Regions from separate parts of the Homo sapiens genome. Here region 2 is linked to region 1. The links are chromatin contacts, found by Hi-C or POLR2A ChIA-PET in ENCODE. All regions are on one chromosome and are shown on one strand. Each heading gives the region's core, a stretch centred on a gene start or an enhancer-like site at or near the end of the contact. The rest is flanking DNA. Distances are from core to core; before and after follow the strand shown. Region 1 holds the start of STARD13 (StAR related lipid transfer domain containing 13). Region 2 has its middle 20 kb from the start of LINC02344.

Region 1 (5,788 bases), core at 2,162-4,661:
GAAGAGATATGGTGTCAGTCCTGGAAGATGCTTGTGATTTGGGCACTCTCTCCCTCTTTGATTCCATAGGACTTCATGCACTCACTGGAGAAGAGGACCAGCTCTCTCAGTTGCCTGTAAAGGAAAAGCCAGAGAGAGAACTAGCCACTTCTTGATTCTAATACAACAGACCTGTCTACCCCAGTGGTAATTCTTCTAACACGGGGACTATATGATCACAAAAAAGAATTTATTTAAAAAATACAAGTTTCATAGCAATGGCAATACTTTAGCATAAAACAAGGTACTAATGACATGCTAATGAGAAAATAATGTTACATATTTGCTTTAAATATAGTACCTTGGAAATACAAAATGACAAAAACATGGTGAGCAGGTACATGAATTTATAGATACTACTTGAACTATGAAATAAAACTTTAGCGGCCCTGTATATGCATACAGAAAACCAAATGTTGATATGTGATCCTTCCTAGAGCCCCTTATTAAAATGCTGGCTGATTTTTTGAAAAAATGAGGCTTCATTCTAAGTTGGCTTTTTTTTTTTAATTAGGGAATAAAAATTCCCTTTTTTTAAAAAAAAAAATGTAGGGCCAAGTGTGATTGGTCACGCCTGTAATCCTACCACTTTGGGAAGCTGAGGCAGGAGAAATGCTGGAAGCCAGGAGTTTGCCATCAGCTTAGGAAGCAAAGAGAGACCCCCATCTCTACAACTTTTTTTTTTTTAATTGGCCAGGTGTGATGGTGTGCACCTGGAGTCTCAGCTACTTGGGAGGCTGAGGCAAGAGAATCACTTGAGCCCAGGAGTTGGAGACTACAGTGAACTATGATTGCGCCACTGCAATCCAGCCTGGGAGACAGAGTGAGGCACCATCTTAAAAATAAATAAATAAATTCAATTCTTGCTCTTTATTGCTAAGATTATTTTAATGAAATATTATATGTAGTCATAAATACAAACTTATGATCTTAATGTTTTCAGAACCAGACACCCCAGCACTTTCAACACATTCATGACTATGCAAAAAGGAGACAATGTAAGTTTTATTGTCGTTGTTATTGTTTTATCTAGTAACCTCGCCTTGACACACTGCAATCCTTCTCAGGAAGAATCATTCCACTTGTTTTCATAATAGAATGCAGCCAAGTCAGCAATGAACTGCAAGGTTGGCATTGGAAATGGCCGGTCTATCTTTAAGTGCTCTCCAAAGCTATAAAAAGCTACGTATTTTTTCCTCACCTTTACCTTTTTACCTTTTCCTCACCTTTACTTGGTTTCCCAGAACATGTTCAATGTTCTCAAGTCCCATGCTCCCCTCTTCTTTCTCTCTCCACCCTCCTTCCATTCTCTTCCAGTAAAAAAGTGATAACCACCAAGTGTCTGCCTTGAACAAAAAGTTATGACACAGATGCTCCCAGTGTTGGACCATCAAGCCGAAAGCACGTGCACAAAGCAGCTGATGCAAGCACCTTAATTGGACGGCCACCGGTGCGGACTGAGCTGGGCTCATGAACCTTCCAGGCAGCCAACTTTGCAATATGGTGCTCGACCTTTCTCCATTCGAGCTTCTGCCGAGCAGTTCCTTAGGTCTCAGATCCCTTTCACCTTCCACAGACGATGCTATGGAACAGAAAAACTGCTGCTCAAATCCTAAATAAGAATGGAAAGTGCACAGTATGGCCCCATAGATCTTTCTTTCCCTTCCTGCCATGAAGCCAACCTGAAAACAAAGACATGATGACTCTTGTGTAACCACCCGAAGAGGCTGACAATTACCAACTACGTGAGGTAGTAGGCAATTGTCACATGCTGGGCTGCAGAGATCGTGCTTAACTTGTTTATTCTCATAGCGGGACAGTTATACAAGACGAGCTGCTTCTCAGAATCAGGCTAGCAACAATTCCCTCAGGGAAAGTTGTTAAGGCTTATGGGCCTCGGAGAGCCAGAGTAAGAAGAATCAAAGTCCTAATTTAAATCCTGTTAAACTTTTAATTTGGAAATAATGTAGAAATAATTTCTCATTATTAGACTATAAATTCCCAGCCAGGCTATGTTTCCGTCAGCCAAATGTAGAAGCAACTTGGTCATATACTTTTTGTATCAAAGAACTTTATTCTTTCAGCCCCAGGCTCAGAATTTGATAACATGTTTTCTGTGGACTTTTTCTCTTCACATCAAACAATGTTAAAGAAGAAAAACAGGGAAAATTATAATGACATATACATATATGTCACTCAGTGTGTGTATGTATATATATACACACATATATACACATATATATACACACATATATATATACACGTATATATATACACACACACTCAGATATGGCCAAACTGAATTACTAGCAGTTTGCTTAAACCATATACTCTGGTTCTGGATCTGCACACATGGGTACCTACAGTCTCTTGCAAAGCCCTCCCCAGCCTCTGCCTATCAGAATTCCCCCCATTTTAAAAAGCCTATCCAAATGTCTCTTTCTCTATCTGGCTTGCAATCATCACCCCAGTCAAAAATAATATTGCTCACCTAGCATTGTGTTTGCGTCCTTTTTGAGACATATATATGGCCTCATGTTAGAAGCTTTTGTATAACTTCTCAATGGGTCCTTAGCAGGTTGATGACAGTATCTTTGAAGTACCTTTGCAACTTCTGCAGTGATTCTTGTCTTAAATGATTCAGTGTCTTAAATGTGATAGGCACCTTCTAAGTATTTTACCTCTAGGTGATTAAAAATTGGGGAAGTAGAGAAATCAAAGAGGAAAGGATGCTTAATACGTAACGCGTGTGTACTTTGCCTCTCTGAGTCTTATCTGTAAGAGCCCTCCAATTCCCATCACGTGAGGGTCAGGATCTGTGGTGTATTCACTCCTGGTGTTAAAGCCCTTGAAGTTTATTTTTCACTGGAAAAGTTTTTATTTGAGTTGTTTCTTGATAATGAAGGTGGTGGCTTACGCTCAGCTGTTGATGCTTGTTTGAAGTAGTTTTTTTTTGTTGTGTTGTGTTTTTTAAATTTAAGAGATTTATCAGGTCCATCTTTTACCTGGCTGCTGCTGCCCTGTAGAAAGCGAAGGAGCTTTCTCTAACTTTGACAGGCTGAAAAGTTTCCTGAGCCCTGGACTTGTTTGTCTTCTACTTGTTTTGCCCTTCCCTCTCTCTTTTTCTTTCGACTCCTTTAGTGAGGGCTGCTTTTGGGTGCTTCGTCAGCTCTGAGGCACGTCAAATACGTGTATTTTGCTTTCAGCGTTGTGTGAGGGACCCTGGCGGCTGGAACTGCCTCTGGTCGGGGCTTAGGGCTGACTGCAAACGTTCCCATTTTCCTCTCTTCCTCTCATTGGTTCCCGAGGTCACGTGAGGGCCCCGGGGGTTGGAATTCTGAGTTGTGGCTTTGGCACTCCTCTTTCTTTTTAAAAATCGCTGGGTCTGTTGAGCTGTCCTGGGCTGGGTGCCTTGCTCTTTGACTGAGACTGGAGACAGACGGCAACAGCCACAGGCAGACTGAGGTGGCAATAGGAAATCTGCCGAGATGTTCAGTCAGGTGCCCAGGACCCCAGCCTCAGGCTGCTACTACCTAAATTCCATGACACCTGAGGGCCAGGAGATGTACTTGCGATTTGATCAGACTACAAGACGCTCTCCTTACAGGATGAGCCGGATTCTAGCACGCCATCAGCTAGTGACTAAAATTCAACAAGGTGAGTGGCCGGCAGTGGAAGGCTGTTGCTCATTCTGATTTCTGTTGGCTCTATTTCATGCTAACCCAGTTTTTTTTGTTTGTTTGTTTCCACTTTATAACATATGGATTTCTATGCCACACTACCCGTAACTTTGAAAAATAACTTTAGGCTGCAGTTTTCAGCAAACAGGACAGTCCTTAGCTGCCACATAGCTCAACATAAAGTGCACAAAAAACTTCACGGTGGGACAGTGAATCATAAATTCCCAAACTGACGTGTGTCTACAGAACAGATGAGAACTGTTACTCAGTGTGTATCTTAGGAGCTTTTCTGCAGTTTCCTCACACTCCGTCACATTTAAAATGTGGACACTTGTTTATTTCATTAGGGAGGAGGCGAGGGACTAATGTCCACCCTGCCCAGAGTATTTCGAATATCCTTAGTGAAGAGGAGGAAAGCAAGAATTCTGTTCTAAAGGCCACCAGGCTAAGCACTAGAATCGCATTCTCTTCCTGTTTGTATGTTTATGTCAGCAGTTGCCACAGATGTGTTAATATTGTTTTCCTGGTAGAGAATTAAGGTGTTCGTTCATCTCAAAACAAATCCCGTAACCTGCACACAAAACTCCAGCTTCCTAATGCAAAGAGAAGAGAATATTGATTATAAGCTGCTTGATATTCTTTTTATTCCCAGCCCCTCAAAATACCAGCCTGGAAGTCTGGACATTACTAAAATTTACCAGTCTCAAAAAAAAAAAAAATTTAAAACATGCTCCTTATAGGGTATATCAGTAGAAAGCAGAAAGACGAACATTCCTAAGAAGCCCCTAACACACACGTTTACAGTCAGTTAATGATCACCCTCCTCCTAGACTACAAAAAAGAAATTATTATATTGGTGCTAAATAAGTTAACCAGGAATTTTTAGAGCCGTTCCTAAGAAGCCCCTAACACACGTTGACAGTCAGTTAATGATCACCCTCCTCCTACACAACAAAAAAAGAAATTATTATATTGGTGCTAAATAAGTTAACCAGGAATTTTTAGAGCCATTATAAAAATACAGTTTCCACTTAAATAAATGAGTTTAAGATTATATTGAATATTAAAGAGGAAGTTGGGGTTTGTAATCATGAAAATCTTATTGTAATGTTTCCAGAAAGAACAATATGTATTCTAGCGGGCAGCATTTGATGAGATTGTTTCCTTGGAAATTAGGATTTGTTTGTAAAGGTTCAGGAACTAGTTATGTGTGAAGGATGCTGGTCCTTCCTACATGCTGGTCTGATTTCAGGAAGGATATTATGTCATTGCATAAACTCTGTGTCCAGGTCTTGATTGAATAGAAACAAAAGTAATTATTTCCCTGTGGCTAGATTTAAAAATACTTTAGGCTTAGAATAAAAACCAGCTCCACTTTGGTTTTAGAAATTTCTGACAATGGTGCCTTTCCAAATGCCATCATCTTTATGAACACCGAGGCTTAATGATGCGCTATCATCTACAAGATATAAATGTTCCTCAGCATGCATATCATATGAGAAATATTGCAGAGAACTAGCTGAAATTGCTTTGCAGACCTCCTTAGATGTATTTACAATAATTTATTTTATTTAAATATTATTTATGTTCTTTTTGGAATGAGGGTTATTTTTCCATTCAAGATTTGAAGTTGTGAACACATGCACTATCACTGAACGTGCCCTGTCACACAGACATATGGGCACCCTCAGTTTATGTTTCATTTTTGTCTAATTAGGTAATTTGAGAATTCCCTCTTTTTTATACTGGGCAATGGAGTGTTTGAAGTCAATGAATGCCTAACACTTAAAACTGACAGTTAAGATCACAGGGAAGCAATAAAGATTTCCAACAGTCTTGTGATTCAGAAATCATTATGTGTTAACATCATACAACTCTTTAGTAAGACAATGAGAAAGCAATGTGAAACAATTTTATTGAGTTTATTGTATTAGAAGATTGGTTTACTGTAATTTCAGAGAATGTGGATTAAACAGTTACAGCATACCAAAATCATTGTAGTTAATTTTTTTTATTATGCCCATTTTACAGATGAGAAAACAGAGGCACACAGATTTCAAGCATCTTAT
Region 2 (5,788 bases), core at 842-3,341, 70 kb before region 1:
GTTGGCCAGGCTGGTCTTGAACTCCTAACCTCAAGTGATCTACCCACCTCGGCCTCCCAAAGACTGGATTTAAAGATGGATGGTAAACATTTGAGTCTTGGTTCCGCAACTTATTAGCTGATGATCTTGATCAAATCATATAACTTTTCTGAATTTGTTTCCCTGCCTGTTTTGTTTTGTTTTTCTAAAGAGTAGCTGCTGACCTCATGTGCTTGTTATGTTAAATAATGCTTACAAGACGCATTATCCTGGGTAGTGCTAAACTAGAGCAAGGTCTTATTAATGATGAAATTCCTAAAGAAAATGCCATACCTACACAGATTAATTAACAAGGTGGGAGTTAGTACTGAGATATCTCCAGAAGATTTTCCTCTAGAATGTGGAACACATGCTGCCTGTCTTTAGAGATGCCAAAGGTTTGTTGAACACATATTTGTGGAATAAATATAATTGGAGTGGAGGGTTACCCCATGGAAGGTGACAAGGGTCCCAGCCCCTTTCAAGTGTCCACACCAGTAAACATACTTAATCAGCCTTGATTTATGTCAGCAGTTGGAGCACAACTAGGGCCACCAGGAGAAACCTGTGTCACTCTAGGAATACAGATCTTTGTTGAATAAATATCTTTTTATGCATGCAAGTAGGAAATGTACTTGCTCCATATGCAGATTTTCCCTAAACTTTCCTATTATTTACAATACCTTTCATTTTGATGACACTTTGAATTATAAAACACTCTCACATATAGTTTAAGTATGAGCAGGGTAGGTAGAACAAAGAGTTCTTTGCTGCATTTGACAGATAAGGAAGTCTATGTTTAGGGATATTAAATAGCTTCTATCTCTCCTACACCTTATCATTCCCAGAGCTAAGATGTGAATCCTATTCTCGTACCTCCCACATCCAGTGCTAGTTTATAATTCTCATGAGTGACTTCTTGCTGTTTAGCATGAGGCTATTCAGAATTTGGCTGGACTGGAATCTCATGAGAATTGCAGAAATGGTTTAGGCAAAATAGTAGCAACAACAACAATAGCAATTAAAATGTAATGCATGCTCATTATATGCCAGGCATCATTCTAAATATTTTGCATGTATTATTGCATTTGATCCTTGCCAAAAATCCTATGAGGGAAGCATTATTATAATCCCCATTTTATAGATGCTGAGGCTGAGGAACTCAGAAAATGGGTAACTTATGGAGATTACACAGCTAGTAGGTGCGGAGCCATGGTATGAACCTAGTTGGCTACCTCCTCTGTCTATGCCATCAGCCACTTCCCTGTACTGCCTATGGGAGCTGGGGACTGGGGCTTTCACTGCTCTTCAGATGATGTGTTCATTGACCTTAAGAAGCTCAGTAGCAATGGAAGAATGCTTCACAGTGTATGTTTGAGGTCTCAAACTACTCTATGTATACTAAGACAGTCATAACAAATTACCTAAATCGATATGCTAATGCGAGGTTGTGTGGTAAGCTAAATTACTTACTCAACCTTTATAAAACAGACAGTCTGAAGGATAGCACAAGTGATGTCAAGATGATTTCAATCACTGGAAACGTCTTCAATCCAATGGCCTGTGAATGCCATCAGAAATTTGTAAGACACTTACCCAACGTCTCCCATATGGTAATCATGGTCCCCCCAAAGTGTACATGAAAATATAGAAAGGAATTGTGATATTTGTAAAGTTGATGACCATGATATGACATTGAGCCTGAAGATTCAAAGCATTTACCAGTCTACATCAGGAAAATATGAAACACAGCCAAAGTTATTAATTGGCAATGCAGAGCTTACAGCTAACACTAAATTTTGCTTCCAAGAAAGTGTGGAGCCTGATGCTTTTTTAATTAACAGAACAAAACCCGAAAAGCAATCAAAATTGTTAGCATTCAAAGACTGGCAGATTCAGAGCATGGCAATGGGACACACAGATAGACCAATCAGGGCAGGCACAGATTGGTGACTGTGATCCAAGGACCCAGCTTGAAAAGTCAGCTTCTCCAGAACTTTCAGCAACACTTTTAAAATGAGGAAATAAGTAACATGAGATTGCATTTCACAATCTCCAACAGCATGTCCCTGAAATGGAGCGAAGGATACACCAAAGGAAGAGTTGCTACATCCCATCTCTCCTGGGAAAGGAACATGCTGCAGGGAGAGAGTTGCGAGAGCTCTTCACCCTTCTACCCTGCAGCAAAGGAAAATGGGTCTCCTCAAGGAAGGCATTTCCCCACAGCAAAGCTGCAAGCAACATGAAATAATGCACCATGACTATGGGTTCTTGGCAAAGGATTCCTGGCCTGGTACAGTTAGAAATTGGGCTCTATTCTCAAGCAAAGGGTTCCAACAAAAAAATACCGCAGCAAGCAGACCGTGGAATGTGCTTCTCCACTCTTCCATACGGGGTGATGGCACAGAATCAGAGTTGAACATGGGAGGGAAGTGGAAGGGATAAAAATGTAATGGAATTGCAGAGTTGTTGGCATTCAGATGTGTAGGTGGTGGGTGGCAAGTCCTGCTTATTGCCTGTGGTTGTGAGAGGCAATGGTGATGGGTCTTATTACATAGCAGTAAGAGAAGGAGAAAAAAATATATATCTTTTCATTTGTCAAAGTTATTTATCGCAGGATTATTTGTAATTTTAGAAATTTGGAGAAAAATATTCAAAATTGTGAAAGCTTTAAAATAAATTATAGTGTGTTTATCCCACAGAATTTTAGATATTCATTAAAAACTACATTTTAAAAGAAAATACATTGGAAAAATGCTCACAATCTACTGCTTAGTGAAAAAAAATGAAAAACTTGGTATAAAAATTCTTCCAAGTTTTTTTAATATGCAAGGAAAAAAATAAAAAGGAAAATTTTCAAATGTTATCAGCTCTCTTTTTGGTAATATTACAGGTACTTTTAATGTTTCTATTACAATTTTTGTGTTTAAAAAACTATAATTATCAGTATGTATATTTAAAATTAATAAATATTATATAAGAAAAGAGTGATAATTAATGAGAATGAAGCAATATCACCATAAGCATCCTTAAAATTTACACTTAGACTAAGGAGCAGATCCTAGTGGTAACCAGTCATTTAAAACTATAGGAATAGTCATTCAGTCAGTAAATGATCCTACTCCTACTATGTGCTGTTCACTGAAAAAGGTACAAGAGGTTGAGAAATAAAAGTTCTGTGCTAGTCCTACCTGGAGGAACTCAGGACTGCAGGGACAGCTGAGAAGAAACAGGTAAGGACACTGAACTCTGGCTCTTTGATAAGTGCTCCTCCGGCAGTATCCCCAAAGCATGGAAGAAACACAATGGAAGAGGAATCCATCCAGCCACTGGGATTTGTAGAAGGATTAAGGAGGAGGTGACATCTGAGTACATCTGAGTTGAATCTCGAAGGATGAGTGAAGAACAAAAAAATTAGGGTAAGGGCATTCAAGAACAGCTAATGTATAAAGACGTAGAGTGCAGTGAGACCAAGAGCTTTCAAATGGGACTCTTTTTATGCTGAAATTCAGGGAAGGGAAAGAGAAAACCTGAACTAAATCAGTTACTCAGGAGATAGAGAAGTGGGGGAAGATTGAAGCAGCATAGGATGTATGGAGGTGTTTCAGATGTCTTCTAGATTTCTCTCTCAGTCACTAGATGGGTGGTAGCACCAGGTGGCTCACATAGGAAATAGAGATGAAAGAGCAGGTTTGGAAGGAAAGTTTTGGAGATACCCATCCGGAAGGGAAACAATACATGGCCCTAGAGTAGAATCATTCATTTACTCTGCAAGTATTTACTGATCATAACTGTCTGGGACTGTTTTAGGCACTGAGGATGCACAAGCAAGTAAGACGGACAGGGCCTCAGCTCTTATGGAGCTCACAGTCTGCCTGGGAGACCAACCACAAACAAACAAACACAATGTCTGGAAGTGGAAGCGCTATAAGGAAAACTAAACTGGATGCCGTGAGAAGGAGCTATTTTGGTTGGGTGTCAGGGAAGGCTTCTTGAAAGGGCTCAGGATAGATTTGGGCTAGGACAGTAATGTAATTATAATAGTATTGTTGTTGGAAGCATAGGTTAAGTCTTTTCTATGTGCCAAATGGATTATTTCATTTAATCCACAATGCAATCGTCTAGGGAGGTACTACTGAGAGGCAGAAACATATGCAGAATCAAATGGGACACTGCCTTTAGCCACACTCTTAACCACATATACTTTCTATCTATAGCCTGTCAGGCCTTAAGAAGGACCATGTGAGGCCATCTGTGAAAAGGAGGAACCCAGGGGAGGGTGTCGCCTGACAGCCACGAGACAAGCCTGTGTCAGAGGAAGGAAATGGGCTACAGTGTCCAATGGTCCATGCACCCTGGAAAGGACAACAATAACTGGAACACGTTGTTAGATTTAGCAACCAGATGATTATTGGTGACCTTGGCAAGATCACGTTCATTGAGGAAGGGAGGAAGCCCAGATTGCAGTGTTGACAGGGAAAGACTTCTCTTCCCAGGGACACAGGGTAGAGGCAGTGGGCTTTAGGATGGCTGCTGTTATTTTAGTTTTGGTTTATTTAAAAGCAGGGTGAGACTGGAGGGTTGAGCCTGTGGAGAGGCAGAGATTGAGGGTATGTGAGGGAGAGGAAATAACCAATGTAGCAAAGTACCTGTAGGGACAAGAAGGGAAAGAAAGCCCAACACAGGTGAGGGACGTGGTCTCGGGCTGGAAGAGCAACACCTCTTCCGCTGCGATGGGAGGGAAGACAGTAAGCAAGAAGGTAGGTAGGGCTAGGGGGTTACCTGAGTTCTTTTCTCCTAATAGGTGATATTTTCATCTGGTGAAGGCCCCACAGGGGATGCTACCTAAGGTTCAACTTTGAAACAGATCTTGGGGAGAATGAGAGCGGATGCTGTACAGATTACTCCAAGTAGCCCTGAGGTTCCTGTTGAGGTTGGAACACTTGGCATTTGTGGCGGCTCCATCTGCACAGCTGTGTGGTTTCTTCCAACAGGGCCAGCAGCCGGGGCTGGCAGAGAGCTGGGCCATGCTGGGTGGCACACACTGCTCAGCCGGCACCTGTTCCAGGCAGATCATTTCCGTCTTTCATCTGGCTTCTCTTGGACAGTCCTCAATTCATGGGCCATCCAACAGCCAGAACTAAACAAATGTGCAATTCCAGAATTTAGTCTTCAAATTAGTCATTTAAGGAAAACTCCTAATCAATGGCATCTGAATATAAAATATGTGCTAGAATAGAAAGTAGTAGGGGCCCACGCTCTTGAGAGCTAAATGATCACTGAAATAGCTTGAATGGTTATGTTCTGTTCCCGTGTATATAATGTTAAAACTATTGCGTCTGTTTGATTCAACAAGAGGTCCCTTCTAAAAGTCAAGTATACAGCTTTCCTGGGAATGTAATTGATAAACATTTTGTTGTTACACTGTATAGCAGCCACTTTAAGACAACAGGAGTCTTGTTCTTTGCAGAGCATTTTGTTACCTCTGCATGCATACAAAGCAGAGGATGGAATCAAAAGGGTATTTGGCTTGTGTCCAGAAAGCAATCTGGATTAGTCTATATAACCGGCTGTCACAGTTTCAAGTCCGTTTCTGATCCGTGACTTATTGCTTCATAACTGACTATTTCAAAGATTTACCAGGATTCTACAAAAAAAGTATCTCATTACTTTCTAGCTCATTCTGAGGTATGTTTCACTAGTTAACATTTTTAAATATTTAAAGTAACAAAATAAGACAATAAAGACTATTTCTTACCATCATCCCTGT

What was found. Hi-C counts contacts between places; a loop is a spot of excess contacts on that map. ChIA-PET counts read pairs that join two places held with the same protein, here RNA polymerase II (POLR2A). Pooled maps may share reads with other maps.
Region 2: a loop to region 1 is called in a map of gastrocnemius medialis, with 2.2 times the contacts of the local background. The contact joins the enhancer-like site here to the promoter of STARD13 in region 1. A Hi-C loop is called at or near these places in 20 of 168 maps with a recorded cell type or tissue (IMR-90, PC-3, PC-9 and 12 more), 1 of 37 single-sample maps with no recorded cell type and 22 of 50 pooled maps. POLR2A ChIA-PET finds 5 or more read pairs at or near these places in 4 of 52 experiments (AG04450, H1, HEK293T and 1 more).

The regions. Positions count from the first base shown.
Region 1 is chr13:33,283,378-33,289,165 of GRCh38, reverse strand. It overlaps STARD13 (StAR related lipid transfer domain containing 13), which reads left to right and starts at 3,411. Exons shown (of 14, transcript NM_178006.4): 1 at 3,411-3,696. The coding sequence starts at 3,528. RefSeq lists enhancers at 3,109-3,238, 3,249-3,308.
Region 2 is chr13:33,351,959-33,357,746 of GRCh38, reverse strand. It overlaps a transcript of STARD13 not described here. Among named protein-coding and RNA genes, the nearest start is that of LINC02344, 20 kb to the right of the region's middle. Within about 2 kb of position 2,091, at least 2 of the 41 ENCODE cell types and tissues checked have a DNase peak (open chromatin) inside an H3K27ac peak, as active enhancers do; they include gastrocnemius medialis, where a contact is called at or near this core.